Linked DNA regions of Mus musculus: region 1 is linked to region 2. The links are chromatin loops, found by intact Hi-C in ENCODE. Cell type or tissue: gastrocnemius. All regions are shown on one strand. Links, peaks and the distances in the headings refer to the core of each region. The heading gives the core; the rest is flanking DNA.

Region 1 (15,462 bases), core at 6,903-14,902, 110 kb after region 2:
AGGCATGAAAAATTGTTTCAAAAAGCAACAAAAGCAAAACAAAACAAAACAAACAACAACAAAGAAAAATTATTCAACTGGTTAGCCGACAATGAAGAACCTGGAAGATGGAAAATACATTTTATGGGGAAACTAAGACTCAAGGCTGGAACTTCTCCAGGTTCCTTCCACAAACAGCAGTATTCTAGGGAAGGGAGCCTCTCTGTGTCTCATTTGCCTGCCAACCTGGACTACATGGGACCCCGTGGCTTTTGTTTGTTTGTTTGTTTTTGTTTTTGTTTGGTTTTGTTTTTTCGGGACAGGGTTTCTCTGTGTAGCCCTGGCTGTCCTGAAACTCACTCTGTAGACCAGGTTGGCCTCGAACTCGAGATCTGCTGCCTCTGTCTCCCGGGAGCTGGGATTAAAGGTGTGCGCCACAGCCACAGCAGACTCAGCCCTGTGAGACCCGGTCTCTTTTCTCAAACGAAAACAAAATAACATCTGTCATTCTGGGGACCGGTGTCAAGAGCTTTGGGAGTTCAGACCAGTGAAGAAGGTGAAGCTATCTCATCCCAGAGAGGAGAGAACGGGAGGCTAATGGCTTGAATTGAATTGAGGAGTGATACATGCGCATGCGTGCCTTACATAGCAGCCACTTGCCTGAGTCTAGTCGACTGCACCTCCCCAAGCCGGTCCCCGAGGCTGAGGCGATTCAACAAGGGTCACTGCAGACTACTGTAAACCATTGCTGCCTTAGAGCTTGAGTTTAACAGAGATGGGGGAGGAGCCCCCAGCATCAGTACCACATGGCATCAGGTCGCAGGAAAAGTACCAGGTTCTTTCTCCCTCCCCACTTCCTAGGCACTGTGTAACCCCCAACCCCTACCCAAAGAGTCTTGCACAACAGAGAGTGACCCCATCCCTGCCCTGAACAAGATTCCATTTCTAAAGTATGACAGGTAAAGCTTGGGGCTAGATGGTGTTTGACCCAGAAAACTGTACGTGCTGTGCAATCATTATCGTGAATGGACTTGGTTTTGAATACTCACATCTGCCTCATTGGAAGGAGGACACTCGGTGTTCTTCACATTGTGACCCCATCATCCTTCCCCTCCTAAAAGGCATCAAGGACACTGGGCTCTGGCCACTCAGCATCCCCAGTTCCGAGGACAAATACTCCCATCGGCTTACACAGGTTTTGCTTTTTGTTTTTTAAAGATTTATGTATTTTATGTATATGGGTCCGCTGTAGCTGTACAGATGGTTGTGAGTTTTCCTGTGGTTGTTGGAAATTGTATTTAGGACCTCTGCTTGCTCCAGCCGGCTCTGCTTGTTCAGGACCAAAGATTTATTTATTATTATACATAAGTACACTGTTGCTGTCTTCAGACACACCAGAAGAGGGTGTCAGACCTCATTACCGGTGGATGCTGGGATTTGAACTCAGGACCTTCCGAAGAGCAGTCAATGCTCTTAACCACTGAGCCATCTCGCCAGCCCTACACAGGTTCTTCTGCTTAGAAAACCTCTCCACTTTTGGTTATGTTTTTAATGTGTATTACGTGTGCCTGCATCCATTCATGTATGTGCAGTGGTGCACGCTGATGCCCAGGGAGCCCCAAAGAGGACCCTGGATCCCCTGACACTGGAATTACAACCGTGGAGAACTGCCTCATGTGGATGCTGGAAACAGCCTGGGTTCTCTGCAAGAACAGCAAGCACTAGCCCCCGGGCCATTTCTCCAGGCCCCTTTCCACTCTTCTATCAGCTCCTAAAAATCCCTGACACATCGGGAAGGTTTCATGTGCTCTCAAGCACATTGTTAACGCTTTTATAACACGTGTGTGCTGGGGGGTATGACACAGTTACTGTAATCAGCAGCTCCCAATGCATCCCCGCCTCTGGCTCCTTGCCTGGCAACTCACTCAGCCTGAGTCAGACCTAGTCGTTACTTTGTGTAGGGGTCGTTACTGTTTTGCTAGCCTTCTTGTGGTCTGCTTGTCACCACCCAGAAGAGTGCTTTGGGTTGGGGACTCCATTGCCTGGCTACCCGATAGTCAGTGGCCAAGGCAAGCCTCAAGGGACAGCCCCTCCACTCACTCGAGCATGACATCTGTACGGATAACTTTAAAAGTTTGTAAAGGTTTTATTTTCATGAGTGTGTGTGTGTGTGTGTGTGTGTGTGTGTGTGTGTGTAGTGCAGGTGCTTACAGTTGTATGGAGAGCCACTCAGTGTGTTAGGAACAGAGCTCTTCTGGAGGCCCACCTGCTGAGAATGTAGGCATGACCATGTGTCTTAGTCAGGGTTTCTATTCCTGCACAAACATCATGACCAAGAAGCAAGTTGTGGAGGAAAGGGTTTATTCAGCTTACATTTCCACATTGCTGTTCATCACCAAGGAAGTCAGGACTGGAACTCAAGCAGGTCAGGAAGCAGGAGCTGATGCAGAGGCCATGGAGGGATGTTACTTACTTGCTTGCTTCCCCTGGCTTGCTCAGCTTACTTTCTTATAGAACCAAGACTACCAGCCCAGAGATGGTCCCACCCACAAGGGGCCTTTCCCCCTTGATCACTAATTGAGAAAATGCCTTACAGCTGGATCTTGTGGAGGCATTTCCTCAACTGAAGCTCCTTTCTCTGTGATAACGCCAGCTGTGTCAAGTTGACACCCAAAATTAGCCAGTACAATTGACCCCTTGTCAACTTGACACACAAACACATCACTAGTAAGCCTCAACCCTTAGTTCTTATTCATCCCCAAGGTCTAAATAACTTTAAACATCCCACAGTCTTTACATATTAAAAGTCCAATCCTTTAAAAATATCCAATATCTTTTAAAAATCCGAAGTCTTTTTATAATTAAAAGTCTCTTAACTGTGGGATCCACTAAAATATTTTCTTCCTTCAAGAGGGAAAAATATCAGGGCACAGTCATAATCAAAAGCAAAAATTAAACTCCAACTGTCCAATGTCTGGGATCCAACTCACAGTCTTCTGGGCTCCTCTAAGGGCTTGGGTCACTTCTCCAGCCATGCCCTTTGTAGCACACACGTTGTCTTCTATGCTCCAGCTGCCTGTAGTCCACTGCTGCTGCTGTTCTTGGTGGACATCTCATGGTCCTGGCATCTCCGAAACACTGCATGACCCCTTCAGTCCTGGGCCATCAATTGCAACTGAGGCTGCACCTTCACCTATGGCCTTCCATGGCCTCTTACAGTGCCGAACCTCAGCTGCTCTGCATGACCCCTTCATGCCTTCAAAACCAGTACCACCTGGGTAACTCTTACACATTACCAAGTCCAGCCACAACACAAGGTATAACCTTGGCTATCTATCTCTGGAACACAGCCTCTGTGCTTTTAGAAAACATTTCCCAGAAGATGTCACCTCAATGATACTGGTCTCTTCTTAATCACTGCTAATTTCTTAGCTCCAGCTAACCCCAGTAATGCAAAGTTTTTGCTTTAGTAGTCTGGCATCTTGTTAATCACAGCTGATTCTTCAGCCCCAGCTAACCAGAACTACAGAATCTTCACAATCAAAACAACAATGGCCCTGAAAAGAGTCTTTAATTTTCCCTCTGAAATTTCACAAGCCAGACCTCCATCTTCTGCACTGTTCTCAACACTATCTTCCAAGCTCCTACCACAACATTTGACAGAGTTCTTAACACCGAATGGATCTTCAAGCCCAAAGTTCCAAAGTCCTTCCACAGTCCTCCCCAAAACATGGCCAGGTTGTCACAGGAATACCCCACTCCTGGTACCAATTTGTCTTAGTCAGGGTTTCTATTCCTGCACAAACATCATGACCATGAAGCAAGTTGGGGAGGAAAGGGTTTATTTAGCTTACACTTCCATGCTGTTCATCACCAAGGAAGTCAGGACTGGAACTCAAGCAGGTCAGGAAGCAGGAGCTGATGCAGAGGCCATGGAGGGATGTTACTTACTGGCTTGCTTCCCCTGGCTTGCTCAGCTTACTTTCTTATAGAACCAAGACTACCAGTCCAGAGATGGTCCCACCCACAAGGGGCCTTTCCCCCTTGATCACTAATTGAGAAAATGCCTTACAGCTGGATCTCAAGGAGGCACTTCCCCCAACTGAAGCTCCTTTCTCTGTGATAACTTCAGCCTGTGTCAAGTTGACACAAAAAAACCAGCCAGTACACCATGTGATGCTTAGAGCAGACTTAGAAGCCATTTTCTTTTCTAATATGTATTTATTTTAGGTGTTTTGGTTTGGGTGACAGTGTCTACCTGGATGGCTGAGGCTATCCTGGAACTCCACCATGCCTCCAACACTGCCTCATAGTGCTTTGGTTTTAAGACGGTGTATTAGTCAGGGTTCTCTAGAGTCACAGAACTTACAGATAGTCTCTAGTTAGTAAAGGAATTTATTGATGACTTACAGTCGGCAGCCCAATTCCCAACAATTGTTCAGTCGCAGCTGTGAATGGAAGTCCAAGGATCTAGCAGTTACTCAGTCTCACGCAGCAAGCAGGCGAAGGAGCAGGAGCAAGAGCTAGACTCCCTTCTTCCAATGTCCTTATATTGTCTCCAGCAAAAGGTGTAGCCCAGATTAAAGGTGTGTTCCACCACACCTTTAATCCCAGATGAAAGGCATAGCCCAGATTAAAGGTGTGTTCCTTAACTCGGAGATTCAATCTTCTGGAATCCATAGCCACTATGGCTCAAGATCTTCAAACCAAGATCCAGATAAGGATCTCCAAGCCTCCAGATAAGGGTCACTGGTGAGCCTTCCAATTCCGGATTGTAGTTCATTCCAAATATTGTCAAGTTGACAACCAGGAATAGCCACTACAATCCACCCCTTGTCAACTTGACACAAATAATATCTCATGTTCACATGAAACAATAACAAGGTTGTAAATACGCCTAACATGATATAACTATCCCTCGTACAATCGCAAACGCATTAGTAAATTTACAATGGGCATTCATATTACTTTATAATCCTCGTTTCTGCAACTGGTTACGTGGCCTTAATTGGTATTTATAACTACCTTCCTCTACTACCCATTCTGTATTTCCTTCACCTTCAGCCAGCACCTCAGCAGGTCTTGGCTCTTTTCCTGGAGGATTGACCCATACCTTCATTCCTGATGGGTCTGCGTCCTTTGTCATCCTGCTTGGATTAGGCTGTTGTAGTTTCCCATTGACTTTAATCACAGGACATGGTAGTACTAAGAGACGCCCTAAGGGATCTCCTGCACTCCAGACATAATCTTGCTTACCACCATTGTGAAGAGGTAATCCAATTTCCCCATGGTAATCTGGATCTATCACCCCTCCTAACACTGTTATTCCTTTTTTAGCCTGTTGGTTTAAGGGCATTAGAAGCCCAAAATGACCAGGGGGAAGTCTGAGCTTCCAGTTCAATGAAATGTTTGTTGTAGCTCCTGGTAGGAGCACTCCCCTCTCTGGAGCCAAAACTTCTAAGCCAGCAGAACCTAGAGTTATGGGGACAGGAAGCAAAAATTTTCCTAGAGGGTCACTAGGAGTGATAGTAAGTGGAACTATTCCGTTTTCCACCCCTTGATTCCTGGACCCATGAATCCTGGCTATGGGTGAAACTGTACCATATATCGAGCGCTGATTCAAAGCATATACTGCCTTCTGAAGAACTCTGCCCCAGCCTTCCAAGCTGTTACCACCTAATTGGCGCTGTAACTGCGTCTTCAAAAGGCCATTCCATCTTTTGATAAACACCTCAGCCAACCATTCAAACAAACTTTTGACACCTTTTTTAACCATGCGAGCTTCCGTATTAAACCTAGAATCTCTACTCAGAGGACCCATGTCAATAAACTCAGCCTGCTCTAGTTTTATGTTCCTTCCACCCTTATCCCACACCCTTAAAATCCATTCCCACACATATTCACCAGGTTTCTGCTTGAATGAATTAGCAAACTCATTAAGCTCCTTAGTAGTGTAGCGAATTTCCTCATGGACTATACTTTCTACCTCCCCTCTAGGAGCCTGTTTTGCTTTGAGTCTGGTTACAGGTCTAGAAGAAACTATTGGTGGGCCGTGAGCAGACTCTGCAAAATTAATTTCCTCATGTGGGGAAGGCATTATTTCAAGAGGTGGGGCTGAGGGTACTACTTCCTCAGGTGGGGCAAACCCTCGAGAATCTGAGGATTCAAAATTCTCAGCTTCAACATGGTCTTCCCACACATCCCCGTCCCATGTTGTAGGATCCCATTCTTTGCCAATTAGAGCCCTTACTTTAACTGTCGACACACTCTGAGGCTGAGACTTGAATTTTCTCTGTAGTTCAGCCAACCTTACAATGAGAGTTTCTGTTTGATTTTCTGCAACTTGAGCTCTATTGCTACAAGAGAGAAGATTCTCCTCAAGGACACACTTAGCAACTTTTAGATCGTTTACTTGTGTCTGGAGCCTTTCGATTTTATCACACAACTCCTTCCTTTCATTCATCATTTTTTCCACAGATACTAAGAGCAGCCAGCCAGTAAAATCATTTTTCGATTTTTTCCCCATCTTGTAGAAAGCTTTGTGCACTGAATCACCTAATTCATTAAGAAAATCAAGGGCATTAGCTTCTTTAAGTTCGGAATATAGTTTCAACCATGGGTCTTCAAAATTCTCTGAGCTCCCAGGAGGGAGAGAATCTGGAGAGGTTTCAATATTTGAAAGTGCTGGTGGATCAACAAGCCAATTCCAGTATTTTAAAAGATTCATCCTTGTACTTCTGTTACTCTAGAACCACTCCTGGTACCAACTTCTGTATTAGTCAGGGTTCTCTAGAGTCACAGAACTTACAGATAGTCTCTAGTTAGTAAAGGAATTTATTGATGACTTACAGTCGGCAGCCCAATTCCCAACAATTGTTCAGTCGCAGCTGTGAATGGAAGTCCAAGGATCTAGCAGTTACTCAGTCTCACGCAGCAAGCAGGCGAAGGAGCAGGAGCAAGAGCTAGACTCCCTTCTTCCAATGTCCTTATATTGTCTCCAGCAAAAGGTGTAGCCCAGATTAAAGGTGTGTTCCACCACACCTTTAATCCCAGATGAAAGGCATAGCCCAGATTAAAGGTGTGTTCCTTAACTCGGAGATTCAATCTTCTGGAATCCATAGCCACTATGGCTCAAGATCTTCAAACCAAGATCCAGATAAGGATCTCCAAGCCTCCAGATAAGGGTCACTGGTGAGCCTTCCAATTCCGGATTGTAGTTCATTCCAAATATTGTCAAGTTGACAACCAGGAATAGCCACTACAGACGGGATCTCAGGTTGCAGCCCAGGTTGGCTAGGAAACTCTCCCAGTATCTGAGCTTCTGACCCTGAGCTTCTGACCCTGTTTCCAGCTCTCGAGGGCTGGATGACAGGGATTCCCTCAGGACTGGATTTATACAGTGCTCAGGCCTGAGCCACGCCAGGCCCTCTACCAAGTGAGTGGACCTTTTGTTGTTGTGTTGAGACTAGGTTTCTCTGTGCCCTCGCTGTCCTGGAACTATGTAGACCTCATGAAGAAATCCGTAGAACTAATGGAGATCAGCCTGTCTCTGCTGGAGTTAAAGGCATGTGTCCCCACTGCCTGGAAATAAATGTGTGTGTATGTATGTTTGTGTATAAGTATATAAGTGTGAGTGTGTGTCAATGTGTGTCAGTGTGTATATGAATGTGTGTGAGTGTGTATGTGTAGAGTGTGCAAATGTGTGTGTGGATCTGTGTGTGTGGATGTATGTGAGTGTGTGTGTGAGAGAGTATGTGTCTGTGTGTGTGGATCTGTGTGTGTCTGTCTGTATGTGTTGGGGCGTCTGTGTGAGTGTATATGAGAGTGTGTGTGTCTATGTATGTGTGGATCTGTGTGTGTAAGTGTGAGTGTGCGTCTGTCTGTATGTGTGTATTTGTGTGTGTCTGCTCCCCCCACCCTTACACTCTTCATTACGTTGTTTTACAGCAAGTTTTCATCACAAAACAAACCTGAGAAGAACTCTCACTTCCTCAAAGGGAGACATGAGGTTTTGCCAAGCAACTATGGTGAAGAAAGGGCAGAGAGGTGGGTGGGGAGCAGAGGCTGAAGGGACTGGGACAGATTGTCAGTGGGAGGTGATTCGAGGGGCATCAGACTGCCACTGCCTGCAGGGGCACACTGGGATGGACTCTGACTCCCTGCAGAACAAGCCTGGGTGACACAGCTGGCCTTCCTGCCTGAGGAGCTATGAAAGCTAACTCTCTAACTGCGGGTGAAAACCACCCCTCCACATCACCACTAAAATTAGGGTCAGAGGGCAAGTTTCAGAGCCTGAAGAAAAGCTGGGATAGCAGCCTATCCAGGGACCTGGAAGCTGAGAAGTAATCAAAACTCTTTTGTGAGAGACAGAAAAAAAAAAAAAAAAAAAAAAAAGCAGATTAACCCTTCACATACAGGCTGTGGGGAGGAGTGAGGAAGGGAGGGAGGGAGAGAGCACTTAAGAACTTGAAAGAGCATGTTTTTTCTCCAGGCTTCTACAGCAGAGGGTGCAAAGTTGGGCCACACATCCCTATGTTGACCTGCAACTCCCTACAGAAAGAGCCCAGATCTCAAAGGAATGTTTCCAGTGGTTTCCAGGGAAGCCTCATGCCCCGGAGGGAGTGCCTTCTCTTTCCTGATTCTCACTGAGGTACAGGATAGAAGAATCTTAAGAGACTCTGTCCTGGACCCATAAGCTACTCGGTTGGCAAGCACATGTGCACTCCTAAGCTCCCTTCTCACTTAGTTAATTCTTGTCTCGCTATGAAGCCCAGGTTGGCCTTAAATACACGGTGGCTTCACCCTCCAGAGTTTCGGGGTTACAACTGCATACTACCAACTCCAACTTCTTTAAACTTAGAATAGGAGCCTGTGACCCTTTAGTCATCTCCTCATTCCCTAGAATTCCCACATAGTACTGTCCCAAATAAAATGGTTCCTTGAATAAAAGAATAAAGGACAGAAGTATGAGGCAGGATGCCTGGATCAAATTGGTTCCGAAACCCTGGTCTGGGACTAATTAGGGCTATTTCAGTCAATGCTTTACAGAAGAGTTAGGTCTGGCCAGGCAGTGGTGGTGCATGCCTTTAATCCCAGCACTCGGGAAGCAGAGGCAGGCGGATTTCTGAGTTCGAGGCCAGCCTGGTCTACAGAGTGAGTTCCAGGACAGCCAGGGCTACAATGAGAAACCCTGTCTCAAAAAAAAAAAAAAGGTAGTAATAGATAAGGTTTACTCTCAGAGTCCCCACATATGCCTACAGCTGAGCTACCATGTGGAGCTTTCAGCCTCTCGGGGACTCAAGAGCACCAGTAACTGGGGGCTCTCCATATGAACCTTAGTCAGGGACCTACATCCATGGGACAGTGAAGCCCCAAACAATACTTCTTATAGTTTTCTTTTGAGGTGGGAGATGGCATTTGTAAGCAGCCTAATTTCATGTTAGAGTGTATGAAAATGTACTGGAAGTAATTCCACATGCACATTATTTTAATAGGATGAAAAGGGTCTAATAAAAACTGGGGGTTTAGTGTCCACACTTTCGTTCTTGAGTTTCATGTGTTTTGCAAATTGTATCTTATATCTTGGGTATTCTAAGTTTCTGGGCTAATATCCACTTATCAGTGAGTACATATTGTGTGAGTTCTTTTGTGATTGGGTTACCTCACTCAGGATGATGCCCTCCAGGTCCATCCATTTGCCTAGGAATTTCATAAATTCGTTGTTTTTAATAGCTGAGTAGTACTCCATTGTGTAAATGTACCACATTTTTTGTATCCATTCCTCTGTTGAGGGGCATCTGGGTTCTTTCCAGCTTCTGGCTATTATAAATAAGGCTGCTATGAACATAGTGGAGCATGTGTCCTTCTTACCGGTTGGGGCATCTTCTGGATATATGCCCAGGAGAGGTATTGCAGGATCCTCTTGTAGAACTATGTCCAATTTTCTGAGGAACCGCCAAACTGATTTCCAGAATGGTTGTACAAGCTTGCAATCCCACCAACAATGAAGGAGTGTTCCTCTTTCTCCACATCCTCGCCAGCATCTGCTGTCACCTGAGTTTTTGTCTTAGCCATTCTGATTGGTGTGAGGTAGAATCTCAGGGTTGTTTTGACTTGCATTTCCCTGATGATGAAGGATGCTGATCATTTCTTTAGGTGCTTCCTAGCCATGCAGTCTTCCTCAGGTGAGGAGGAGAGGAAGGAGGAGATTGCTTAACCCTTCTGTTGTTGAGCAATAGAATTCCATGTGAACTGGTAAGAAGGACACATGCTCCACTATGTTCATAGCAGCCTTATTTATAATAGCCAGAAGCTGGAAAGAACCCAGATTCCTCAACAGAGGAATGGATACAAAAAATGTGGTACATTTACACAATGGAGTACTACTCAGCTATTAAAAACAACGAATTTATGAAATTCCTAAGCAAATGGATGGACCTGGAGGGCTGACCAATCATAATAACCCACCATAAAAAGAGTATAAAAGAGCTGTGCTTTTTGAATCCGGGGTTGACTCTCCCTGCAAGGCTGAGCAACCTCACACACGTATCAGAACAACAAACCTCTTGTCATTGCAGTGATCTGTCATCAAATTGTGTTTTGGGGAGGTCGCACCTTAGGGTCTTACAGTGTGTGGCCATGTAAGTGCTGAGAATGAAACCTGGCTCTCTGGAACCAAAGCATCCTGCTCTTAACTGCTGAGCCAACTCTCCAGCCCTTCAGGGCCACAATATATACAATCTCATTATATTATAATACAATCTCAGCATTCAAGGATTAGAGGCAAGAGGTTAAGCTTGAGGTCAACTTGGGCTACAGAGACCCTGTCTACAACTATTTGTTAATATGCAGACTGAAATGGTGTGCTGTTGAAATTGCACTGAATGCAATCATCTGAAGACACTTGGGGTCCCAGTCGATTGAGAATAAAGCTGACCAAGCCTTGGAACAGAAGTAAGTCGGGTGCTGAGGGCTAGTGTTAGCACAGGGGGAAGCTCATTGTGTCACACATTCAAGCTCTTCAAGTGATGACTGGTCAGCTGGCTCTTGTTCAGAAATAGCAACTCATCTCCTGGAAACCGTTGATGTCAGGCAAGCAAATGAATACTGAACTGAAACTGGTAGAAAGCCTCAGGATAAAGTAACAGATGGCTTAGGGAAATGGCACAGGAGAGGCCTGGGCTAGTGTTTTTTGTCTCCAGTAAAGAAAGAATGGTTCAAAGTAGGTTTTCCTTTAATTAAATATTTATGTTATAGCTAGAAACAGCAAGTGCTGGGTTTTATTTTTATTGTGTGTATGTTTATGTAGCCTGGCTTACAGTTGTTTTATGCATCTAAGAAACAAATAGCTATTAAATATTAATCTCATGTTAGTAGATTCTGTCCTTTTCCTGATGAAACACAAAGGCCAACAACAGCTAGTGTTCAGAGACACAAGATCTAATAGCAGGAGTGGGAAGCTGGCCAGGCTCAACAAAGGGCTGCATTTACAGTTACAGGCATTAGGTGATGTGAGTGCCATTTACCTGGTGTCTGCAAAGAAATATATCTAAGGATTATCTTTAAAACAGTCTGGAAAAATAAGAGGAAAACGCACAGAAAATGCTAAATTCAGCTCTATCTTACCTTCATGTGAATAGAGTTAAGACATGGTCAATTATAATTCCTTGAAAACATTTTTTTCCAGAATGAGTGGAAATCAAAAGAAACAAAAGACCTTAAACTGAACAGACTAATTTAAGTTATATTGGAATACAAAGTGAATTTATAATTATAAACATTGCTCAGAATGAATAGAATAAAAAATAAACATGAATGTTTGCATGGTTCATGATATTTTGATTTTTGGGTGGTTGTGGGAACATAATCATGTTCAAGACAGGGATTCTCTGTGTAGCCCTCACTGTCCTGGAAAAGTCACTCTGTAGACCATGCTGTCCTCCTACTCAGAGATCCACCTGCCTTTGTCTCCTGAGTGGTGGGGTTAAAGGTTCATGACCATTCATGTTTCCAGACTTCAGATAAACCAATAATGTATTTCCCTCGAAATAGTATTTCAGGACAAGTTCTCATTTGCAGGGTCATATTAGCCAATTATATGTGTGTATGTATGTATGTAGATATATATTCATATTCAAATGGCCAGTCCTAAACACATGCATATAAGTAACATTATACACAGATTTAGCAGGTTGCCTTTATTTATTTAGGAATGTGTGTATATAACAATTAATGAAAAGACCATGTATTTTAAAGAGAATAAGGAGAACTTATGGGGCTGGAGAGAGGGCTCTGTGGTTAAGAGGTCCTGAGTTCAAATCCCAGCAGCCACATGGTGGCTGATAACCATTTGTAATGGTATCTGATACTCTCCTCTGGTGTGTCTGAAAGCAGAGACAATGTACTCATATAACAAATTAAAAAAAAAAAAAAAAAAGGAAGCCGGGCGTGGTGGCGCACGCCTTTAGTCCCAGCACTCGGGAGGCAGAGGCAGGCAGATTTCTGAGTTCGAACTCAGCCTGGTCTATCCTGGTCGAAATAAATAAATTTTAAAAAAAAAAAAAAAAAGAGGGCTTGAACAGTAAATCACTTACTTAGACGATGCCCCCCCCCCGCCCCTTTTTGGTTTTTTGAGACAGGGTTTCTCTGTATAGTCCTGGCTGTGCAAAAAAACCAAACCAAACCAAACCAAACCAACCAAACAATAACAACAATAAAAACAGAGGTGTATCTATATGTCTAAATGCCCTCCTTGTGACTTTTTCCCCTCAGGGGTTGGGGAAGGTCTGTCACTATAGTCCAGGCTTCTTGGAACTCTTGATCCTCCCTGCCTCAGCCTCCTGAGTGCTGGGAACACGGGCTTGAGCAACCACACCCAATTAACAGTTCTTAACAGTATTTTTAGGGATGTTTGCCTAGTATGCACTCATCCCTGAGTTTAATCCACCCCTCCATTATGTAAGACAGAGAGCATCAAAACAAACAAAATGAATTGGTTTTTTGTTTGTTTGTTTGTTTGTTTTTGAGTCCTGGAACTCACTCTGTAGACCAGGCTGGCCTCAAACTCAGAAATCCGCCTGCCTCTGCCTCCCGAGTGCTGGGATCAAAGGCGTGTGCCACCACCGCCTGGCTGTTGTTCTTCTCCTAGACTGCATCAGAACCCAAGTGCCAAAGTGCTTCCCCACTGCCACACATACATGCTAATGAGGGGTCAGCATATAGAAAACTGACCAGAAGACTAGGAATTCAAGGCCAATCTGGGCTACCCAAAATCCTGTCTCAAACAAACAAAAAAGACTGGGCAAGGTGGGCCAGAGGTAAGGGTTGTCGTCAAGCCTGACCATCCATCCAAGTTCAGTATCACTTCTAGTCTCAAACCCAGGCTGCTCTTGAACTTTGTGACTCTCTTAGCCTCCAGGATAGTAGCATTACAGTTGTGAGCTACTGTATTTTATCTCTGGCTGTATTGAGAAGCCTGCCCCCATGCCTCTCCCCATCCAACTGTGGGCTCTCTATAAGACAAGGGAAACAACTTGTACAGTAGTTGAAATGAGATGCCTCATACATTTCAGGCATTTGAATACTTGGACACCAGCTGGTGTGGCTTGGTGTTTTTTTTGTTTGTTTGTTTTTTGTTTTCCCCAAGACAGGGTTTTTCTGTATAGCCCTGGCTGTCCTGGAACTCACTTTGTAGGCCAGGCTGGGCTGGCCTTGAACTCAGAAATCTATCTGCCTCTGTTTCCCGAGTGCTGGGATTAAAGGCATGAGCCACCACTCCTGGCTGGTGTGGCTTTGTTGAAGGAAGCATGTCATTGAAGGGTGAGCTTTAAGGTTTCAAAAGACTGGCACCACTCTGCGTGCACCGTTTCCTGCTTGCAGCTCAGGGTGGTGGCTCTCAGGGGCTCCTGCTGCCATGTCTGCCCATAGCCACATTTCCCAGCCATGATGGTGATCCCTCTATAACCCTTCTTTCTGAGTTGCTCTGGTCATGGTGTTTCACCACAACAGGAGAAGACATCAGAGCCCCTAGAACTAGAGTTATGGATGATAATAGGCCACGATGGGGGTGCTGGGAATTGAACCCAGGTCTGCACAAGAACAGCAGATGCTCTTAGCTGCTAAGCCATCTCTCAAGTATCTCCCTCTTTTATTGAGATTTCTATTTATTTCTGTATGGGTGTTTTACTTACATGATTGTCTTTTGCACTATGTGTATACAAAAGCTTAAGGAGGCCAGAAGAGTCCACTGGAGTTATGGGTGGCTCTTAACCACATGTCATTTCCCAGATGTCCAGTGCCTTTCTCCCAGACACAGTCTCACTCTATAGGTAGATGTCAGGTTGCCAGCTCTGGCAACAGGCATCTAAGCCTTCTTGAGTCATTTCAAAGTCCATCCTTCAATATACTTTTAATGTCCTTGTGTTTCTGAAACGGGGACTTATTTGCCTAGGGTTGCCCTGAATTTCTAACTTCTGGCTTCTACTTCCTGGGAAATGAGATTATAGGTATAAATGACTACACTTGGGTTATAGGAGATTCTGTCTCAAAACAAAACACGGGGCTGGAGAGATGGCTCAGCAGTTAAGAGTACTGACTGCTCTTCCAAAGGTCCTGAGTTCAAATCCCAGCAACCATAAGGTGGCTCACAACCATCTGTAACGAAGTCTGACGTTCTCTTCTGGAGTGTCTGAAGACAGCTACAGTGTACTTACATATAATAAATAAATAAATCTTTTTAAAAAAAGTTCAATGTTAAAAAATAATAATTCCTAACAGTGGCAAAATTACCATTATAAAAAGAATCCACCAAGATTCTGAAGGAACTACACAGATTAATTAAAAAAATATTTTTAATTAATGACTTAAGGCATCAATCATACTGACAATCTACTGGCTTGTCACTAAACTGTACATTTGATGTCCACTGCTTCTTTTTTTAACTTCTCAAAATTAAGATGGAAGTATTCAGGGCAAGTAAAACAATGTACCGAGCGCAGCAACAGTGCCGTGAGGACCATGACTCTAAGCTCTAAGCACAATGCTAATCACTGTCTTCGGTGCAGGGCTTTAGATGCAGTCTCTTTTGGATTAATTGCATTGTTTCTGAGATCAGGTCTCATTATGTAGACCAGCCTGGCCTCCAACTCAAAACCTTAGGATTAATGGAATGTGCCACCAGGCCCAGTCTAGGAACAGACTTCTTAACAAGTACATTTAAATGCTGAAAATATTAGTTCAAAAAGTTGCAAATATTAAGGAGCATGCTATTTTATGATTTATACTGAAACTAAAAAATGAACTATAAAACTAACAATAGTTGTATAAATAAAAGCAGGTTTTCTGGATACTTCAATAAAAGACATTAGTAATTACTTGTCATTGTCAATGACACTGATGAACTTTATTGGGGAAACTATAACAAAGTTCATCCTAAAAGGTTTTGCAATGCAAAATTCTTCACTCAGTGAGTATTTAATAATTTGA
Region 2 (16,016 bases), core at 4,567-12,566:
GAGAAACCCTCAGATCCATTCCAAGATTCTCAATGTCTACCCAGGTGTTTTCTAAAAGGCAGCATTCCCTTTCTCAGGACAAAGCAATGTGTGAAACAGACCTCTAAAAAGCAGTCAAGTATTTTGAGCAACCACATCAACAGAACTAGAAGCAAAATCAGACATGAGGCCGATTGATGCAGAAACATTGAAGTAGCTTAAGCTACTACTGAGTTACTTCAAGGCCAGTGTGGGCAAGCTAGTGAGACCTTGTCACCAAATAAGAAGAAGTAAGAAGAGGACTACAACATCTGCATAGCATTCATAAGAGCTTTCAGTTCAATTCCCAATTTTTGTTTTTAAAAAAGGATCCACAATATTTCTTTAAACTTATTTTTTTAACTTTTATGTATGTAGATGTTTTGTCTGCACATACTTGTATAGGCACATACATGGAGGTCAAAGGACAACCTTTTGAGGAGTTTGTTCTCTTCTTCCACCTTTATATGAATACCAGGGAACAAATTCACATCAAGCAGCTTTCACCTTTAACCACTAGGCCATTTCACTGGCCACTTGTACCCACATTTTTTTTTTTTTGTTTTTTTTCGAAAAGGGTTTCTCTGTGTAGCCCTGGCTGTCCTGGAACTCACTTTGTAGACCAGGCTGGCCTCGAACTCAGAAATCCACCTGCCTCTGCCTCCCAAGTATTGGGATTAAAGGCGTGCACCACCACTGCCTGGCATATCCACAATATTTTAATGACTCTATAAAATAAGTATAGAGATGGCTCTGTGGATAGGTGTGCATGTTAGCAACTCTGATGACTTCATTCTATGCCTGGGACCAACAAGGCAGGAGAGACCATTTTGTCAAGTTGTCTTTGAACTTATACGTATGGACACAGTGTGCATATGTCCTACTCCATACATAGATAATGTAATAAATGATGCAATGCCAATAATTTAAAAACAGGTATATAAATAAGCTAGATATTGGGCTCATATAAAGATCAAGTTTGAGCTATAGAGTGAGCTCCAAGCCAGCTTAGGCTATATACCAGGACTCTGTCTCAATACTACCTCCCCAAAATGTACATAAAAGCAAAGACATAAAAAAAAAAAATAAAAATTTGGATTATAAGAATTTAGTGGACTTCTCTGTTCAATAAATCTAATAAAACATTTTAGAGAAAGTTACAAATTGCATCAAATTACAATGTCTGAACTTGATGGACTTATTTTAAAAATACTCACTAAGCACTCAGGAGGCAAAGCAAACAGATCTCTGGGTTCAAAGCCAGCCTAGTCTACAGAGCAAGTTCTAAGATAGACAGGGCTACACAGAACACCTCCCAATCCCTGCAAATAATTCAGTAAGGCGGGAAAAGAGGCTCAGTGTTAACCTAGCTATCATGTGTAAAGTCTTAGCTTCCAACCTAAGAACTGCAAAAAGTAATAATCAAGAGACAACAGGGAAAATTTAAATACAAAATATAAATATATGCTTTTTTTTTTTTTTGGTTCTTTTAAGATAGGGTTTCTCTGTGTAGCCCTGGCTGTCCTGGAACTCACTCTGTAGACCAGGCTGTCCTGAAACTCAGAAATCCACCTGCCTCTGCCTCCCAAGTGATGGGATTAAAGGTGTGCACCACCACTGCCCAGTTTTAAATACAAAATATTAAAAAAAAAAAAAAATTGGTTGTGAGCTGAAGAAATGGCTCAACAGTTAAGAGCACTGACTGTTTTACCAGAGGTCCTGAGTTCAATTCCTAGCAAGCACATGATGGCTCACAACCATGTGTGGGATCTGATGCCCTCTTCTGGTGTGTCTGAAGATAGCTATAGTGTATTCATATAAGTACATCTTAAAACAAAACTTAAAAAAAAAAATTGGTTGTTGTACTGGCTAGATTTGTGTCAACTTGACACAGCTGGAGTTATCACAGAGAAAGGAGCTTCAGTTGAGGAAATGGCTCCATGAGATCCAGCTGTAAAGCATTTTCTCAATTAGTGATCGAGGGGGGAGGTCCCCTTGTGGATGGTGCCATCTCTGGGCTGGTAGGCTTGGTTCTATAAGAGAGCAGGCTGAGCAAGCCAGGGGAAGCAAGCCAGTAAGTAACATCCCTCCATGGGCTCTGTATCAGCTCCTGCTTCCTGACCTGCTTGAGTTCCAGTCCTGACTTCCTTGGTGATGAACAGCAATGTGGAAGTGTAAGTTGAATAAACCCTTTCCTCCCCAACTTGCTTCTTGGTCATGATGTTTGTGCAGGAATAGTAACCCTGACTAAGACAGTTGTATAGAAGGAATTATGGTATTATGATTGTTTAAGTCCCTAACATTTAAATATGAAGGAATACTTAAGACTGAAATAATGCCTGGAGTTTGTCTGTAAACACTGGCAATGGATAGTAAGGAGATGAAACAGAACTATCCACACAATTATCAAATTGGTGAAGCTGGTTATGTATGTATGGGAACTCAATTACACAATTTTTTAAAAAAAGAGTTTCTTTATCTGTGAAAGCAATTTGCCTACATGTATGCCTGTACACGGGTAGTAGAGTATCAGAGGTGGTTAGAAGGTGTCAGATCTCTGGTTTTGTGAATCTTCATGTGTGTGCTGGCAATGGAACCCAGGTCTTCTGTAAGAGTAGCATGTAGTCTTAACCACTGAGCTGTTTCTCCAGCTCCCAATTCACCGTTACATTTGAAATTATCTTTAATACATTTTTAATTATGGGTCAGGCAATATTTCATATTAAGAACGTCCTTAACTGATTTAAGGATGACAAATGACACTGTGTCTGTGTTTTCCAAAACTATTTTAAAAAACATTCTCAGCTATTTAATAGGTAAAAAAAATTTAAATACCTGTAATCTTTCTGACTCACTTGTAGGAACATCAAAGCAAACACCCTAAAAGGAAAATAAAAAGATTTTTATTTAGATATGAGTTAATTTTTCTAATTAATATTTGTTGAATTTTGTTCTTAAAAAATATGTATTCCATGACTGTAGGTAACAAATAAGCATAGATGACTTAGTACATAATGTAGTTTTTAATCTGAGATAAAATTAAATATAACTAGTAAGACTCTTTAAATACCTAGAATATTCTCTAGAAGACTTATCGTAGACACTATAGTTGTTCCATTTCTCTTAAAAATTAGTCCTTCTAGCTGGGTAGTGATAGCCCATGCCTTTAATCCCAGCACTTGGGAGTTTTGAAGATAGCCTGGTCGACAGAGTGAGCTCCAGGACAGCCAAAACTACCCAGAGAAACTCTGTCTTAAATGTTCCCCACCTCTCCCCTCCAAAAAACAGAAAGAAAGAAAATGGTTCTTCTAGCCGGGTGGTGGTGAAGAACACCTTTAATCCCAGCATTGAGAGGCAGGTGATCTATGGGTTTCAGGACAGCCAGGGATGCAAAGAGAAACCCTTTCCTGTCTTGTAAAGAAAACAAAAACAAATAATCCAAATGAAAATGGTCCTTCTGATTTCTTTAAAATATTAGTGAGAACTGGGAACACAGGTCTGTGGAATGGTACTTGCTTATGATATACAAGTCAAAGGGTCAGACCCTAGCACTGCAAAAGACTAAGATTCCAAAAGTTAAAACAGGGATAAGAAAGTTTTTCTCTCACAGAGTTGAGAGATAATAATAATTTCTAATAAACAATCTGGTTAACAGCTTTTAAGATACAACAAGTCTATAGTAATTTCAGACAAATAACAGTTCTCAAAACATTAAAAGAAATCTTAATCACTAAGATTAAGCTTTAAGATGGATAGGTAGCCACACCTTTAGTCCCAAAACTCAGAAAGCAGAGGCAGATGTATCTGAGTGTGCCAGCCTGATCTACATAGTGAGTTCCAGGGCAGCCATGGCTATGTAAAGAGACCCAGTGCCAAAAAAGGAAAAACAAACAAAAAAGCTTTTCATTTTACTGTAAGTTTTCATTTTACAAGTTCATTTTACTGAAAGTTACTCAGGAACATGTTTGTTATCTTAGAAGTAGAATGAAATTAAGCAAGAGCTCAAGGCTAGCCTGGGCAATAATGAAATATTGCCTCACAGAAAAAGATTATCATTAATCTTGTTAACAACCAATAGCAGAGTACAATAAATAATCTGTATTTCCAAGAGCTGTTTAAACGTTACACACATAAATTAGTCTTAAAAAATAAACACACACAGTAAGTATGCCATAGCAGGAATTTAGATCACTTAAGTCTTAGGGTTAATCTACTTGCAATCCTAACATTCATTAAATGGTCCTGGGTTCAAGGCCAGTCTGGGCTACATAGGAATACCCTGTCTTAAAGTAATTATAGCAACAAAAACTTAAGTATTAGTCAAAACAGAATGACATGAAGCTCTGAAGGAATATATCATTTATATAAACCCACAATTGTTGGGAACAATCCAAAACTGTGATAAAATCGTATTAATCATCCATAAAAAGAGGAGGAGACAGATCATTGAAGTCTTTTTTTGTTTGTTTTGGTTTTGGTTTTTGGAGACAGGGTTTCTCTGTATAGCCCTGGCTGTCCTGGAACTCACTTTGTAGACCAGGCTGGCCTCGAACTCAGAAATCCGCCTGCCTCTGCCGGGATTAAAGGCGTGCGCCACCACGCCCGGCTGATCATGGAAGTCTTATGAACATAATCCTACCATATTTCCTTTCAGGAGGCACATTCTGGTTACGTGAGACACAGCATTACTACTGAGCTTTCTGTTAAGTTCCTTCCAAGCGCAGCTGACATCCTGTATTTCTTCTGGGCTCTCCAGAGTCATGGTCACAAACCCCTTTAGAAATAAAAGTCCTATTAGATTTGGGAGAAAATCAGCAGCAGGACAATGAAGTTTGACTACGGTGCTTCCTGAGTCAACTACACAGGTCCCATGCAATATCTGTGTGGTATCTGAGTGCCAACAGCACAACATGGCTATTGAAAACTAACTTCACTGAAACTATACTAGAAGACTACTATTTACATGTTCTGTACACTGCTCTTATAGAGCACACAGAGACTATGTCCTACACATTACAAGACAGAATTAGATCAGAACATCACAGGAAGAGTTGGGAGGAAAAGTAGTAAAGTAATCAGGAAATGTTAAAAAAGCAGTTACTTAGCAGTGAAAAAAAGACATCAATATCTTTAAATTTTTGGAGGACTACCACATAAAAATAGTGACGAGTTCCTACAATGTACCAGAAACCACATAGGGAATAAAGATTTTATGACAAACAGACCTTCCTCTCCTGGACATAGCCTTCTTGTGGGGAGTTGAGGTAGAGATAGTAAGAAAGTTTATACAACACCGGCGATAAGCGGCAGGAAGAGTAACCCAAAAGGGCTGGGAAATAGAAAAAAAAGGAAGAAGAGGACCAGGATAATCAGGAAAGATTTCTCTCATATGGTGATATCTGAACAGAGACCAAAATAAAGGAGGAAGCCAAAATAAGAGGAAGGGGGCCGAGAAAATGGGTAAGCATGAAGAGTTGCAAGAGTTGGTAAATGAAGAAGGTAGGTCAAATAGATTCAGATAACTGGAGAAGTCAAGAGAGTGATAAAAAATGAAGTCATACCAGTAGCAAGCAGAATACCCCGCAGGACATGCACTACAGGTCATTCATTGTAAACATCAGGGCTGGAGAGACAGCTCAGTGGTTATAGAGCACTGGCTGCTCCTCCATAGGACCCTGGTTCAATTCCCAGCCTCTATAAGGTAGCAGTCCCAGGGACCTGATACTCTCCACTGGCTTCCTAAGGCATTGCATGCATAAGGTTCAGGCAAAAACTTAGACATGGGGTGAGAGGGAGGGAGGGAGGGAGGGAGGGAAGGGGAAAAATTTCAAGCCATTAATACCTTGTTCCCAAAATACTTAATTACAAGTCAAATGACCTATCTAATAAATGGTTGGTTCTTGGTCAGGCTGGCCTCAGACTTGCAGTTCTCCTACCTCTGCTTGCCAAGTACTGTGAATGCAGATAAGCATTTCTGTGGCCAATCAAAGAATTTTCACGGGACAGGGATTAGCTATAAGTGACCTCAAAAGTACCTTAACATTGTCTTTAAAAGTACAGTTTAAAAATTGTTTTTTTTTTTTTTTTTTTGGTTGTTTAGTTTGACAGGATTTCTCTGTACAGCTTTGGCTATCCTTGAACTCAGAGATCCCCTGACTCTGTCTCCTGGGAGAGGCACTACCACCATCTGCCCTAAAAATTGTTTTTGTATTTGAGAGGCTGAAGCAGAAGAACTGTTGTGACTTCAAGTCCAACCTGAGATATATAAGACTTTATCTCTAAAATAAAATAAAATACACCAGATGGTACACAGTGGTGCATCCCTGAGCAAGGGGAATCTCTGTGAGTTCTAGGCCAACCCAGCCTGCACAGTGAATTCCAGGCCAGCCAGGGGTACCCATGGGGTTGATATTTCTTTTTTGGCACAAGTTTTCGGTATGTAGCCCCGGATGGCCTAAAACTTTTTATGTTCAACAGGCTAGTCTCAAATTTGGAAGTCCACTGTCTCTGTTTCCTGAGTACTGAGATTACAAATATGAGCTACCTTTTCTGGCTTTTCTCCTGGTAAATATATTTTATATATTATATTTTATTGTATATTATATAATATTTATATTTTATATTTGATGAAATTTTAGGGATGGTCTATCTACTCAGTGCTAAAGGATGACCATATACATTACTATTCAGAGAGTAAAATAGTTTTAAAATGAGTTTTATAAGGCAACTGATATTCCTACCTCCCTTGTCCCCTTTTAAGGCTCATACCCCCTACCTCAACCCCACTTATATCCCAGTTAAAGTAACAAATCTGTGACCCATTTGCAACGAATGGCTGTGGTGTGGTATATCTGCTATCTGACACTAACCTGGAGGCAGGCCATATGAGTGCCACGCATATACTCACTCAAGCACGTCAACACCCCTGCACATCCTTACTTTGCCTCACTTTGCAGATCCTTGGCAACTAACAAAATGAAAACTCCAGCTTCAGTTGGTACCACACGGTACAAAATAAGGACTTTCTTTTCTTTATCTAGAAATCCTTCAGACACTTTTGTGAAGATAAAATAAACTAAATTCCTAGGAGGCAAGGAAGCCACAAGCCATGCCTGTGCTTAAGATTCTATCAGGGTGGCTGACAGATAAAAACTTAAGTAAGATGGTATATTGCAAATCCAGAGCAAAAATTATATTTGGAATTTTTTTATCTCCCCACTTCAACTTCCTACTAGCCTTTCAACACCTACCTCTGTATTTGACCTAACAGTCTTTCAACAGTCCAGTAAAACAAAACCCAACAAACTTCACAATCTCAGCAGACCATAGCTTCTATGAATCTGATAGCTGTATCATCAAATGATTTCCTCACCTGGCTATAACCCGCCTACCTGATGTCCCTAAGAGTGTATGTAGCAAATTTTCTGACATGACTTTCTTCTGTGACGATGAAAGTAAATGAGACCACTTCTGTGGTGGTACATATCCTTCTTGTCAAACTAAATCCAAATCATGGTAACTGGCATACAGCTCAAAACTAAACTACTTCATATTCCCTTTGGAGTGAGAGCTATGCTTTGTATGGACAGAAGCAAATCTACAGATATTATTAACATGGAACTATCTTTGTTAGCAGATTAGACTGTGATATTTTAATTAAGTAGAATGTCATTATTTTTTGAAGATACAAATTAAAATATTTAAGAATAATGCCTTCATGTTTCAACTTTCAAATAGTTTACAGAAGAATGAATGTAAAACATAGGTTACAGAATACTAACAGCTGTTGAATTAATGTGGATGGTGTTTATTTTACTAGTATTTCTCCCTACTGCTTGGATTGCAGGCTTGTATATCAGATGAGAAGAGGAAGAGTTTTCTAGACCGAAAAAGGGAAACAACAGCAACAACACCCCAATATACTGAAGAAATCAATGAAGCATTTCAGTGATGTGCTATAACCTGCTACAGCTAAGTTTTAACCATATCTAGCCAAATACCACTTCACACTTTTCTACCTTATCAGAAGTTATCAAAGATCGTGGTTCAAAGCTTGATGCACCAGAAATGTGAGCTAATGCTGCAGCCAATGCATCCACTGCCCCCTTCTCTTCTATCAGTCTTTGAGCTGATGGTCGGAAAAAATCAACAGCAGCATAAGAAACAGAAGCCAGAGACCTGTGGTTTAAAAAAAAGTAAATGTTCTTGGTCAGGATACAGGGGAAAAGGTAAAGACAAAATCAGGAATGGGAAAAGTAACATTTCATAGAATAATGTAACTAAATGTCTTCTGGTAAAGCCCTTGACTAGCATTTTCTCAAGTTTGGACTAGGAGAGCTTACAGATGAAAGTCGACTACAGAAGAGGGGTTACTCAGCAAGGTCAGAAAGCGTACCTGATGGCATCCATGCTTTTAGATTTAACTAAATCCATTGTAGACGGAACACCTACACGTTTAAAAGTAATTCCCTGAAAATGAAAGAATTATATTAAAGAAAAAGGAAGTCGTCATTGTTAATTTCTAAATTAATATAGTTTGTTGAATTTCCATTTTTTGGACTTAAAAGATTACCAAGCCCTAGCAGAGGAAAAGAAATGCTTTTTCTAACAAACCATCTATAATCAATTCCAAAAAGACAAAATAAAAAAAAAACTTAAAAATTGTCCCTTAGTTATTATATCATGGAACTTCACTTGCAAAACAAAGCTGATTCAAAAAGAGAAAAGAAAGTCATTTCAATCTGTCAACATTGTTTACTACTTTCATTTCATAAAATATAATAGTATATAAAAATTAACAAAATTGATAAAATACGAAAAACTACAAGAAAGTACAGACCATAAAAAATGTATTTTTTAATAAAACTGGCTATTGTATTATCAACCTATCTAAAATAGCAATGCTAATTAAATCAGCTACCCATTTATAATGTTTAGATGATACTGAAACCATTAACACACTTTCAACTTTTGTATTAAGGGAGAAATTAAAAAACAAACAAATAAACAAAAAACCCCCGGAGCTTGGTTCTGTGAGGGCTCAATGCCCGGGTGTAGGGGAATGCCAGGACCAAGGAGCAGGAGTGGGTGGGTTGGTGAGTAAGGGAGGCAAGGAGGGGATAGGGGGTTTTTGGATGGGAACCCAGGAAAGGGGATAACATTTGAAATGTAAATAAAGAAAATATCTAATAAAAAAAGAAAAAAGGAGTATGTCAGATCTTCTGGCTTCACAATAGAAGCTGTGTAAAGCAAAGTCTTGCAGCCAATATAAATGAAGCTGTCCAGATGCTTGACAGCGAGATGCAGCTGAAGCTGAGGAATGATGGGAAGGTTTATTTGTGAGAACAAATATAAAAACTCTCTTCTAAGGGATCATTTAGATAACAAGCATGAAACAATTTCAATTTACTTACAGCTTTCTGCTCCACATATCTCAGTTGACCTCTTTCCCTTGGTTGATAAAAACATACACAAATTCCTGTCCGGCCAGCTCTACCTGTGCGTCCAGAGCGATGGATATAGGATTCAACATCCTATTAAAACAAAAAGAAACTTCATTTTACAAACTTGACAAGCAAATCAAGCCATAATTGTAATCAGTACTAAGGAGGCTGAAGCAAGAGGATTAATCCAAAACTATGGCCATCTAAGGCTGAGACCTTGTCTCAAAAACACCAAAAAAGCCAGGTGATGGTAGTGCCTTTAATCCCAGCACTCAGAAGGCAGAGGCATGCAGATCTCTTGAGTTCAAGGCCAGTCTAGTCTACAGAATGAGTTCCAGGACAGGCAGGGCTACACAGAGAAATCCTATCTCAAAAACAAAACAATCAAAGTCACAAAAGAAAAAACAAAAAAACAAAAAAACCCAAACAACAACAACAACAACAACAAAAAATTAGGTCTGGTAGTACAGGTCTTTAATTCCAGTACTTGGGTGGCTGTTGAAAAAGACTTTTGGGGCTGCCTGGTCTAAGACCATTTCTCAAAAAAAGCAAACATAAATTCAATCCTTCTATACTTTAACAACATAACAAGTAATTTATATGCTAAAATTCTATTAAATAAATAAAAGATATTATCCAAGACAAGAACAAGGACAACAACAGCCATGCCAAAAAGGGAAGAAGGAAATCTCACAGAGCCCTAAACAAGAAACTACAGACAATGAAGGAATGCTAAGAGCAAGAGAAATCGTCTTTCTCAGGGAAGAGGCCTCCAGTTTGGTTATATAGCACCAAGGTCAATCCTAAAATCATACACATGAGAGTAGCATAAGGACTGAGCAGTTATATTTATGTATTTAGAAGTGTGTGTGTGTATACAAAAAGAAGAGGTTATGAATTTGGGAAAGCAAGCAGAGTATCTAGAAAAGGTTAGAGGAAGGGAAAAGAAGCAAAAAATTACATAATTTCATTTTAATTTAAAAGACTACTTATTTATATACACTAGAGTTCAGTATATGAAACTTTGAGCTCTGCATGTTGTCACCACATTCTTTGGCTTGGGATTCGGTATGTATCGATACACAGCCTGGACTATACAGTGTCCTTCAGCCTGTGCCTCTAGAGTGCTAGAGTTGTATGTGCCACCATGCAAACAATGCAGCTACTTATTGACAAGGGAAGGCCATCTGAGCCCATGTAATACCATGCTAACAAGACATATTACGATCAACAACACATGAAAGATGGAGGTTCCACATCTTAAGCAATACTCTGTAAATAAGGCAACACTTATAAAACTTGTTCTAAAACCACATCCCATGTCCTACCTGTGGAGGAGAACTCTGAATCACTAGGTCAACCTCAGGAATGTCCAAGCCACGAGCAGCCACATTGGTTGCTACCAAAACTTTAAAACTACCTTCTCTGAAGCCTTTCAAGGTAATTTCTCTTTGTGACTGTGCAATGTCTCCATGCAAACACTGAGCATTCTATTAGAAAAAAAGAAAAAAATTAAGTGTATGGATCATACCTGAAACTGAGTATCCCAACACCATTCAGTCTGAACTCTTGTGGGTTCTTTTCCAATTTTATCTTTAATTACAATGTATTTTTTAAAAGATTTATTTATTTATTTTATGTTTATGAATACTCTATAGTTGTCTTGAGACAGACAAGAAGAGGGCATCAGATCCCACGACAGATGGCTGTGAGTCACCATGTGGTTGCTGGGAATTGAACTCAGGACCTCTGGAAGAGCAGTCAGTGCTCTTAACTGCTGAGTCATCTCTCCAGCCCAGAATGATGTTTTTTAAAACCTTTTTCAAAAAGATGTATTTACTTTTATTTTATGTGCATTGGTATTGTGCTTGCATGCATTACTACATGAGAGTATCAGATCTAGATAAGGGGACAGTTGTGAGCTGCCATGTGGGTGTTGGGATTTGAATCAGGGTCCTCTGGAAGAGCAGTCAGTGCCCTTAACTGTTGAACCATCTCTCCAGCTACAAAGTATGAGGTCTTTAAAACAAACAAAACAAAAACAAAACAAAACAGGGCTGGAGAAATGTTCAGTAGGGAAAGACATTTGCCACCAAGACTGCCAACCTGAGTTAAATCCCTGGGACCCATGTGGTAGAAGGGAAAACCAGAATCTTGTAAACTGTCCTCTATCTCCCACACTCACACTGTGGCATGTGTCCAGGTGCATGTACACTAAATACATAAGTAAATGTAAAAAAATTCAAAACCCAAAACACCCCAGAAAATATACTGCATAATATATGTCTTATTTAATATCAGCCTCCTAAAAAATAACTGCTAATCATTAGAAGGATAGTCTATAACTTCTATTGTATGTCCACAGTGCCAGGGTTTGAATCCTTTGTCGTCCTAGTCAAATACTGCCTAGAGATTAACAAAAGGCTCTATCACTGAGCTACACGCTAGACTGAAAATTGTCTAGTACCTTGTTTTTGTAGACAGCCTTAAAATGTTGCTGCCTGAACTAGTCTCAAACTCATTATCCTGCTGCTTTAGCTTCTTAAATGCAGAGATTCTAAGTACCACATGCCCAGGTTTTCTGTTTGTTTAGGTCTATTAAAAATTTTAACAAGGCGTGGTGGTGCATGCCTTCAGTTCTAGTACTTAGAAAGCAGAAGCATATTTGAGGCCAACGTGGTCTAAAGAGTGAGTTCCAGGACAACCAGAGCTACACACAGAAACCCTGTCTTATAAAACCACACACAAAAAGTAAGTTTTAATAGTTTTAAAGATTTTATGTGTATCGGTGCTTTACCTGCATTAATGCCTGTGCATCACATTTTGCACCCTCAAAAGTCAGAAGGGTATCAAACTGGAGTTACAGATGGTTGTCAGCCACCCTGTGGGCACTGGGATTCAAACTCAGGTTCTCTCGAAGACCAGCAGCCATTGTTCTTAACTGTTATGCCATTTCTCCAGCCCCAGTAGGTTTTTTTGAGTATGAGCCCAGGCTGGTATTCAATTTGCTACATTCCTACTTCTACCTTCTCAAAACTGGGATTATAGGTTTGCTGTCATAAGTGGTTGGGACATCTTTGTTCTTTTAAAAATAAATATAGGAGGCCAAGGTTCTGGTAAACGCTTTTAATCCCAACATGCTGAGGCCAAGGCAGGCAGATCTCTATGGATGGCAAAAGCTCACTAGTCTGCTAATCTAGTCAACAAGGGATGCTGTCAAACAAGGAGGAAAGCACTGACATCCACAGTTGTCCTATAACTCATCCTGGTACAGATACCGAATATTTATTTACTCATTCATTCATTCATTCATTGTCTCTCAGACACAACACACACACACACACACACACACACACACACACACACACACACACACACACACACAGAGACAGATAGGAGAGATGCCTCAGTAGTTAGAAGCACCTGCTCTTAATGCAGAAGACCCGAATCAGTGCCCAGGCCCTACACAGTGGCTCATAACTGAAACTCTGTGATATCTATGCTCACTTCTGGCTTCTGTTGTTACTGCATGCATGTGCTACACATACATGCCTATATGCAAAACACTCATACCCACAAAATAAACATGAATCTTTTAATAAAAACAAAATACAGCCAGGTGGTGGTAATGCATGCCTTTCCAAGAACTAAGGAGACAGAGGCAGGGGAATCTCTGAGTTTGAGCCCAGCCTGTTCTAGGGAGTGAGTTCCAGGACATCAAGGGCTACACAGAGAAACCGTATCTCCAGGAAAAAAAAAAAAGCAAATACATACATACCCTCTGTCACATAATTCATTAACTTGTATAGGCTACAAATTTGTGCCTATAAAAGTGGCATCCTACACATGTTGTTTTGTAATCTAATTTATAAATTTAATATAAGCTATTTTTGCTATCTGTAAGTAGAGTACCATTGAATTTTTTAAACTGCAAGCACTTTTTTCATATAGATGCAAAAACTTATTTTATCAGTATCTTACCGATAAACATCTGTGTTATACACACACTTTCACACAAACAATGTTACAATGTGAAACCTTTTACTTAAATTCTTTGGCCATTTATATGTATTTCAGGAGGATACTTACCTAGAAATTGAATTTCTGGGTTAAAAATAATGAGTATTTGAACGAGTAATCCATACTTGAAAGAGTATTAACAAGTATGGCTAAGCTCTTGGATTCAATATCCAGAACAAGAAGAATTTTAGATTCATGTTTAAATGTATGGGTGTTTTGCCTATATGTATGTCTGTGAACAGAATGTGTATAGTGTCTATGGAGGCCAGAAGGGGGAGGGGCCTTTAGATCCCCATTACTGGAGTTACAACAGTTCTTAGCTACCGTAAGTGAGGAGAATAGGGCCTGGGTCCTTTAGCCAGTACTCTTAACTGTAAAACCACATTTCCAGCCCCTTGCATTTTAATTACTATTGCTAAACTATTACAAAAAAATTATTGTACCCACTTAACCTTTTAATGTTCTGCATTTATTTCATCATACTCTAACCAACAATGCCAGTATATTTTAAATCATAATCCTTGTTAATCTAATAGGTCAATATTATGTCAAAAATCTGCTTTTGTATAACTTTTGACGTTTGTTTTAATGTTCATGGTTATTTGCACACATGTATGGGTACCACATGCATAAATGGTGTTCAAGAAGGCAACAGATTCCCTCAAACTAGAGTTATAGATGGGTGTGAACTGCTACATGAATAAGAATAGAAACCAGGAGCCGGGCAGTGGTGGCGCATGCCTTTAATCCCAGCACTTGGGAGGCAGAGCCAGGTGGATTTCTGAGTTCGAGGCCAGCCTGGTCTACAAAGTGAGTTCCAGGACAGCCAGGGCTATACAGAGAAACCCTGTCTCGAAAAACCAAAAACAAACAAACAAACAAAAAAAGACTAGAAACCAGGTCTTCTGAAAGAACAGTCAGTGTGCTCTTAACTACTAAGCCATCTCTCCAACTCTGTATTTTCTGCAATTTTTACTAGGCTAAACCTACTTATGCTATACTGACACCTGTGCCAGAAATACTTTTCCTAAGTTTGTGTACACACACACATACACACAGGTATTTTGCATGCAGGGATGGCACATGCAGTGCCCAGTGGCCAGAAAAGGGTGTCAGAGTCCCTGGAAATGGAGATATAGACAGCTGTTAAGAAATCGACTGACATAAAAGAAGAAACTTGACTAAGAAGTTTGGGCGAAAAATCTTATACATAAATGCTACCTGGGTTATAAACTACAAAATATATAGTTAAGAGATTTGAGATAGAATAGAATTAAAGAACATCGTCCTGAAAAACCAAAATACCGCCCCCCAAAAAACCCTGACTCAAAAAACAAACAAACAAAAGAACGTGGTCCTGGAACAACAGGAAACAACCAACTGAGTGTAAGGAGAACAGTATCATGGACAAATTTACATTGAGGAGGAAGACCCTGGAGCCAGTGTGGTAGTACAGAGCTTAAATCCAAACACTCCAGAGCCTAAGGCCAGCATGGTGTACATACGACTACCTTATTTATCTGTTTGTTTTTCCAAGAGTTTCTCTGTGTAGGCCTGGCTGTTCTGGAACTCACTCTGTAGACCAGGCTGGCATCAAACTCAGAGATCTGCCTATCTCTGCCTCCCAAATGTTCCACCATGCCTGGCTTACTCATTCACACATCTTTTTAAAAAAGTGCTTGTTTTATGTGTACATCTAAGTGCCTGCATGTACGTATGTACTCCAAGCGCATGCCGGATGCCTTTGGAAGCCAGGGGGTCAGATTACCTGATACTGGAGTTAGACAGTTGTGGCCCACTATGAGTGTTCGGAACAAAGCTCATGTCCTCTGCTGAATCAGCAAATGACCGTAACCACTAAAGTATCTCTCCAGCCCCAACAAAACAAAATCCTTATCTGACAGTGACTGGTTACAGAAAACTGAAGAGATGATGCTGATAACCAAGCAGCTTTGTAGGTGCTAAGAGTTCATGCTGGAGAGCAGAGGAAAATGGTATTTATGTTCTAGAATCAGAAAAGACAGACTTGGTCCTGACAAAGAGGCAAATGTGAAATATCCTCAATTTAAAATTGCTTTTTAAAAAACAAAACTGAAGCCGGGCCAGTGTTGGCGCATGCCTTTAATCCCAGCACTAGGGAGGCAGAGCCAGGTGGATTTCTGAGTTCGAGGCCAGCCTGGTCTACAGAGTGAGTTCCAGGACAGCCAGGGCTATACAGAGAAACCCTGTCTCGAAAAACCAAAAACCAACCAACCAAACAAACAAACAAACAAAAACCAACAAAACTGTCCATTCTTGTTCAGAAGATGAGACTCAGTAATTATTTCCATCTATACATATATTGGCTCTTGATCAGTAAATTACTAATATAGAAAAAAACTATATGCTTATGAAAAGTATGTTAAATATGGACAGGTTGGGATTTCTTATTTTTTGTTCCATCAAAAGCACTGGTTACATGAAACAAATTACTACTTCCTGTAGTTGTTTCTTATCTCATAAAAAAGTATCATATCTTGTATATGTCCTCCAAAA

Evidence for each region. Peaks named below come from ENCODE experiments on the same cell type or tissue, not always from the same donor. Only the 100,000 strongest peaks of a DNase experiment are listed, where the experiment ranks them.
Region 1: it touches region 2 in a loop (2.5-fold over the local background); 12 of 42 quality-filtered maps call a loop at or near these places.

What each region holds. Positions count from the first base shown.
Region 1 is chr10:62,729,118-62,744,579 of GRCm38, forward strand. It overlaps Ccar1 (cell division cycle and apoptosis regulator 1), which reads right to left. Exons shown (of 25, transcript NM_026201.3): 25 at 14,811-15,462. Among named protein-coding and RNA genes, the nearest start is that of Stox1, 11 kb to the left of the region's middle. In gastrocnemius, for the core only: no CTCF peak of the experiment used is centred there; DNase peaks (open chromatin) are centred at 11,021 and 11,441.
Region 2 is chr10:62,616,732-62,632,747 of GRCm38, forward strand. Ddx50 (DExD box helicase 50) reads right to left here. Exons shown (of 15, transcript NM_053183.3): 9 at 10,790-10,951; 10 at 9,432-9,551; 11 at 8,414-8,487; 12 at 8,037-8,196; 13 at 4,658-4,792; 14 at 2,854-2,898. Among named protein-coding and RNA genes, the nearest start is that of Ddx21, 22 kb to the left of the region's middle. In gastrocnemius, for the core only: no CTCF peak of the experiment used is centred there; no DNase peak of the experiment used is centred there.